Regions from separate parts of the Mus musculus genome. Here region 2 is linked to region 1. Evidence: chromatin contacts called from ENCODE Hi-C or POLR2A ChIA-PET data. All regions are on one chromosome and are shown on one strand. The core of a region is the stretch at or near the end of the contact, and the rest is flanking DNA. Distances in the headings are between cores, read along the strand shown. Region 1 holds the start of Dmrt3 (doublesex and mab-3 related transcription factor 3). Region 2 holds the start of Dmrt2 (doublesex and mab-3 related transcription factor 2).

Region 1 (2,729 bases), core at 168-2,667:
TTGCCAGCGATGCTCTCTTCCTTGGCTGGCGGTAGGGCTGGGCACTGGAAAGCGACCTCCAGAAAGAGACTATGGTCTCTGTGCAGTTCAGGAGTCAGGTACCGCAGCAGACCCGTTTACGTTAACTTTCACCCACACAGTAAGAAGCGGAGCGCACGTTCCCAGGGGCCGCTAAAAGACCGTCCGGGACTTCCGTTGGCTCCTTCCCACTGAGTTGTTAAAGCGGTCCTGAGCCTACTTTATGCCTTGATTTTTGTTCGGTTGTTTTCTTGGTTGAGTGAAAAAAGGCAGCCTTCTCTACACGTACGTAGTAATACTCGACATTGGACAAACCAATACTGAAAACAAGCAAAGAGTATAAACGAAATTTATGCTGTAAAAAAAAAAGGCTTATGCAGTCTAAGGTTATACAGGAGACTCTTCATCGTCACGCAAAGATTGTTACGAGTAGGGTCTATTCCTTATTCTTAAGTAAAACACAGCGTCTGTGGGGATTTGAACTGGGCAATTCCGGACCTTGGCTGATTCAGTGGCCTTTGCGTGAACAAAATACCAGGTAACTTTGGGGCCACTAATGTGTCTTCTCCCTACACCCTCGGAAAGTTTAAACAGTGCTTAAGAAAAACATCCAAGAGAGCACTTGGCAGTCCAAGGCAGAGAGGTCATTCAAGGCAGAGATTGTTTATTTTAAAGACAAGAGGAGGTTAAGTAGAAAATTGAAGTTACCCTATAAAACGAGTTGTCTTCCTGAAGCCTGACAGATTAAAAAAAAAAATACTCATTTTTCTTCTGTAGCAATGAAAAAGAAACTAGATTGCAAAACCAAGCGAAGAATTCCCGAATCACTACTACCCCTCTTTTGATTCCTCTTGCCAGGTGGAGACTTTCCGGTTCTTGAAACCCGGTTCTCCCGGGGCCGACCTGCGGAGTACCCTCAATTCCCTCGCAAGCTCCGAATGGCTGAGGCCAAGGGTGGGAAGGAAAGCGGTCTAGGGCTCAGTGCTTCGAGGCCAGTGCTGGAGCGACGTGAGAGGGTAGGGGAGAGGCCTGCCGGCTGGCTTACAAACACCCACCCCCCTCCCCATCGTCCCCCGCCCCACACCCGGTCCGCCCAGCGCTCCCGCGGTACCGCAGCGGCGCAGTCCCTCCCGGCTCAGGAAGGGGTAACAGAGCGCTTGGCAGAGGGGGCTGTGAGCGCCCCCGCCTGAGAGGCCAGGCTGCAGGTGGCGGGGAAGGTGAGGTGCAGGAACCCGAGGGGTGCCTGCCAGGGAGGAGGAAAGCGCGTGGGGAGCGCAAGGAGGCTGGGACCCCGATTGGGGGGGGGGTGGCGGCGGGAGGGAGGAGGGACTGGGGGGGGAGGGTGGCGGAGGAGGTGCTGGGTCCAGTCTGCGAGGAAGGGACCAGGGAAGGAAGTGGCTCAGACCGTAATCAGAGCTCTCCCCGGCTCCTTGCAGCTGCTGGAGAGCCTCAGCGTGGGAGGACCTGCGGGTGGAGCCTGCGCCCCGAGAGCGGCGGGCAGAGAGGCGGCACGCGTGGGTACCGGCGGGCTGCGAGCGCCATCGGAGCCGGGGAGACTGCTGCCGTAGCTCCGGCCGCCGCGGACCTTCCGGGGCCTCCCGAGAGCGGGCCTCCGAGCTCTGTGCTCCAGCTCCCGCCGCCGGCCGGGGGGAGCCCTGGGCATGAACGGCTACGGCTCCCCCTACCTGTACATGGGCGGCCCGGTGTCGCAGCCGCCGCGGGCGCCCTTGCAGCGCACGCCCAAGTGCGCGCGCTGCCGGAACCACGGGGTGCTGTCCTGGCTCAAGGGCCACAAGCGCTACTGTCGCTTCAAGGACTGCACCTGCGAGAAGTGCATCCTGATCATCGAGCGGCAGCGGGTGATGGCGGCGCAGGTGGCGCTGCGCAGGCAGCAGGCCAACGAGAGCCTGGAGAGCCTCATCCCGGACTCGCTGCGGGCTCTGCCAGGGCCCCCGCCGCCGGGGGACGCTGCGGCCACCGCCGCTACCGCCTCGCAGTCGTCGCCAGCCTCCCAAGCGTCCCAGCCGCCCGCGCCGCCTCGTCCCACCGCGGAGTTGGCCGCGGCCGCCGCGCTGCGCTGGGTCGCGGAGCCCCAGCCCGGGACGCTGCCAGCGCAGCTTGCTAAACCAGGTGAGAGCGTCTGCGGCGCTGGGGTCGCGCTCCGAATGAGGGAGCTTCGAGGGCTCTTCGGGATCGTGGGGGAAGGCCGAAGACAAGTTTGTGGGAAGTGGACCTGGTTGGACCTGCCCCACCCCCACCAGGCACCGGTTCTTACTCTCCCGGAAAGGGGGTCTCGAGAGTCTGAAGCCGATGGAACCCAGGAGCCCGCCAGAGGGGCCAACCAGATCGCCTGGCTGTGTCCCTATCGTCAGAGGCTTTCCCCGGGTTGAAAGGGAACATAGCAGGTCAATTTTAAAAATAAAATGATGTCTTGGGGAAGACCGACTTTAAACACACCACAATGAGGAGGGTTATCCGGGCTGCGGGTTTTAGACGGGTGGGGGCTCTCACTTGGAGCGAGGGGGTAAGTAGGTGCTGGCTAGCAGTCAGGGCCCAGTGCTTTGCTGTTTCTAGGTGATTCTTGGCTTGGTCCGGAACAGGCGTTTTGTCTCTTACTTAAAGGAACTAGGAGTCGTTTTGTTTTTTTTAGCCAGGCTAAGAGGCCTCAAGACTTAGAATTTGAAAAAAAAAAAAAAAAAAAAGGCGCCTTT
Region 2 (2,729 bases), core at 153-2,652, 62 kb after region 1:
TAGGGGGTGCTGAGGAACCGGTACCAAGGATTAGTTCCCCCGCTGCCTCAGTGGGGAGCCTTGAAGCTAACAAGTCGCCCCTCAAGGCCCCCAGAGACACTGAAAGAAAAAAATCTACAGGAACATATAGAAAGTCATCTTTATACATTAACTGGATATTAGGAAGCGTTCAACCTCACAAGGGCCTGAGAATACCTGCGCTTCCGGCAGGGAGGCAGGCAGGCAGGCAGCTGGTCTTTGTTCTCACTTAGGCGAGCTTGGTTGACTTGGAATTTTCTGACAGGTTCGGATTAGAGGAAAAGAATCAGCTCCGAAATTTTCTCCCATCAACAGATATCCATCGCCACTGTAGCGCGTGCCCAGGAAATCGACAACCTGTTTTCTGATGTGTTTTCTAACCCGCTCTTCCTGCGGAGGGCTGGATCTTAAGGAGAACCCTTTAAAGAAGCATCGATGGGATTTTTAAATTTAGCTTAAGGTAATAGACTGTCGCGTTGCTTAAAGGACTTCTCTATTATTCGTGGGAAATTTGACTTTGTTTCAAACATTTTTGTGAAGGGTATTTTGAGAGAGAGAGAAAGAGAGAGAGAGAGAGAGAAGAAAGTTAGTTTTCTTGATAATCACTCATTCACACATGCTAAAAGGCTGCTACGTTTTAAAAGTTTTTGTATAAATGCTTGCTTAGATTGAATATTTTTTTGTATCTAAAATTGCTAATGGCGTGGTTTATTTCTATTTGCTCCCAGAATGGACTGTGCTATCCACTGATAACAGGAAACCGTAGATGGGCTGTAGTCGTTGCTGCCACCTGCCTCGCAAGCTCTATGGAAGTAAGGAACTGCTTTGCACCTCGGAGTTATCCACAAACTACAGATATTTGTAAGACATCTGGGCGCTGACCAGCAAGATAAACATGGACTTGTTCGTGCGGAGAGAAGGATGCCAGAGTGCCCACTTTAGAGTGGCCTCTTCTCTCGGCCCAACTGCCGGTCGATGGTTAAACACCGGAGATTATGATATCATCGATAGAAATCAACGCTAACCTTTCTGATCTCTACCCCTTAGTTACCTTCTCGAGAACAACGCGATGTATAAGAGTACGAGAATCAGCTTGTTCTCTAGTCGGCGAGATAAAAGGCGACTGCTCCGCCGCAACCACTGCCCACATTTTTAGGTTTAGCTTCTGGATCAGGGACCCGGCTGCAGCGAAGGCTGGCGGGTGGACTCCGGCGGCGCAGTAGCGCTAAAGGGAAGCTTCCACTGGGCTGAGGAGGAGGGCGCTCAGCCCTAGTGCTCCGGCCAATCGGCGTGCACACCGCCTGAAAACCAACCAATCAGAGGACGCAGAGCTCGGGGTGGGGGTGGGTGGTGGATAATACTAGGAAGGGGAGCTCAGGTCCCCGACTGCAGTGAGTGTCTCTGCGCCGAAAGCAAGCAGGGTGCGCCTGAGGCGGAGTCCTGGGTCCGGGCCGGACCTTTTCCGTCCTCTTTGGACCAGAAGTGGGAAGTGAAGTGAGGCGATCCAGGGTGCAGAGGACCGAACAGAACTTTGCAGAATTTGGAATGTACGGGGTGAGGTTGCTGAGGCCTTGACTCGCCTCCGGCCTCTGTCCCCCGGTCGCCATCCAGTGGGCTCCCGCCTCCTGCTCTCAGACCCAATTCTGTTTGCTCCCACTGCCTGCAGCTCCGGGGGACAGATCCTGAAGCTGGCTCTCTTTTAACTGGGTTGCTAGCCTGAGCCTGGTTCTTGGTGAGTGCTGTGTTGTCGCCGCTGCTCGGGAGCCAGGGAGGGCACGGGGCGTGACTCTTCACTACGGCTTCTTTCTGTTTCTGGTTGTCTTGCCTTAAAGATGAAAATCAAGTTCCCTCAACCTTGTGCGGCTCAAGCACTACTGATACCAGACCAGCTTCTTCAGCTTCATGGCTGTGTCCCCCACTCCCTGTGTGTGTCCTATATAGAGCATCGGTTTAGGGGAACCGGAGGGACGAGAAGACCTCTCTAGAGTCTTTGTGGTGGTGTAGGTCAATGAGAGACATTTGGAAAACGAGGTTTCAAGGTCCCTTGTAATAAAAGGAAAGATAGTTGTACCTTCGACATTTTTATATTTATCATGGCCATGTTAACTGGCTGTGGAAAAGCCTGACAAGTGGCTTAAACTGGCCAGTTAGTAAGGTCAGTGGGTGACTTGTCTGGAAAGGCAGACAGGACTCAGGTTAAAGGTCAGGTGCACAGACCACTTAGAATTAGTAAAATACAAGCTTCGTTGAACTGTGGATCTCGGGTGTGGCCTGTAGAAGAAAACTGAGTAATTCAAGGGGGAAAGCTGGCCTTGCAGAAATTCTGGGCCGAGTCTCAGAGAGGGTCCCTAATTGCGACGGGTCTTTAGGCCTTTTTCTGTCTCCCTAGCGCGCGGGCAACCGAGCCGAACGACAGTCTAGTGTCATGACGGAAGGGCAGGCAGTCCCGGGAGTCGGGGACTGGGAGATCGACGTGGAAAGCCTAGACCTGGAGGAAGATAGCTGTGGGACTCCACTGCGGGCCACGCCGCCGCAGGAACCCAGTCCGGCGGCGGCCGATGGGGAGGAGGACGAGGACGAAGAAGAGGAGGATGAAGATGTGGAGGACGAGGGTGACGGCGAGGAGCCCGGCGTGTCCTCGGAGGTGCCAGGCCGGCCAGAGCAGCCCGGGGGACTGGCACCCAGGCCACCGCCTGCTGCTCAGGCGCTGC

What was found. A loop is a pair of places that touch in the nucleus more often than their neighbours do. ChIA-PET counts read pairs that join two places held with the same protein, here RNA polymerase II (POLR2A).
Region 2: a map of left cerebral cortex shows a loop between it and region 1 (6-fold over the local background). The contact joins the promoter of Dmrt2 here to the promoter of Dmrt3 in region 1. A Hi-C loop is called at or near these places in 11 of 37 maps with a recorded cell type or tissue (ES-E14, T-helper 1 cell, heart and 1 more). POLR2A ChIA-PET finds 5 or more read pairs at or near these places in 2 of 5 experiments (both embryonic stem cell).

The regions. Positions count from the first base shown.
Region 1 is chr19:25,609,120-25,611,848 of GRCm38, forward strand. It overlaps Dmrt3 (doublesex and mab-3 related transcription factor 3), which reads left to right and starts at 1,418. Exons shown (of 2, transcript NM_177360.3): 1 at 1,418-2,148. The coding sequence starts at 1,680.
Region 2 is chr19:25,671,009-25,673,737 of GRCm38, forward strand. It overlaps Dmrt2 (doublesex and mab-3 related transcription factor 2), which reads left to right and starts at 1,403. Exons shown (of 4, transcript NM_145831.3): 1 at 1,403-1,750; 2 at 2,408-2,729. The coding sequence starts at 2,444. It overlaps 2610016A17Rik (RIKEN cDNA 2610016A17 gene), which reads right to left and starts at 1,231. Exons shown (of 2, transcript NR_045347.1): 1 at 1,070-1,231; 2 at 126-437.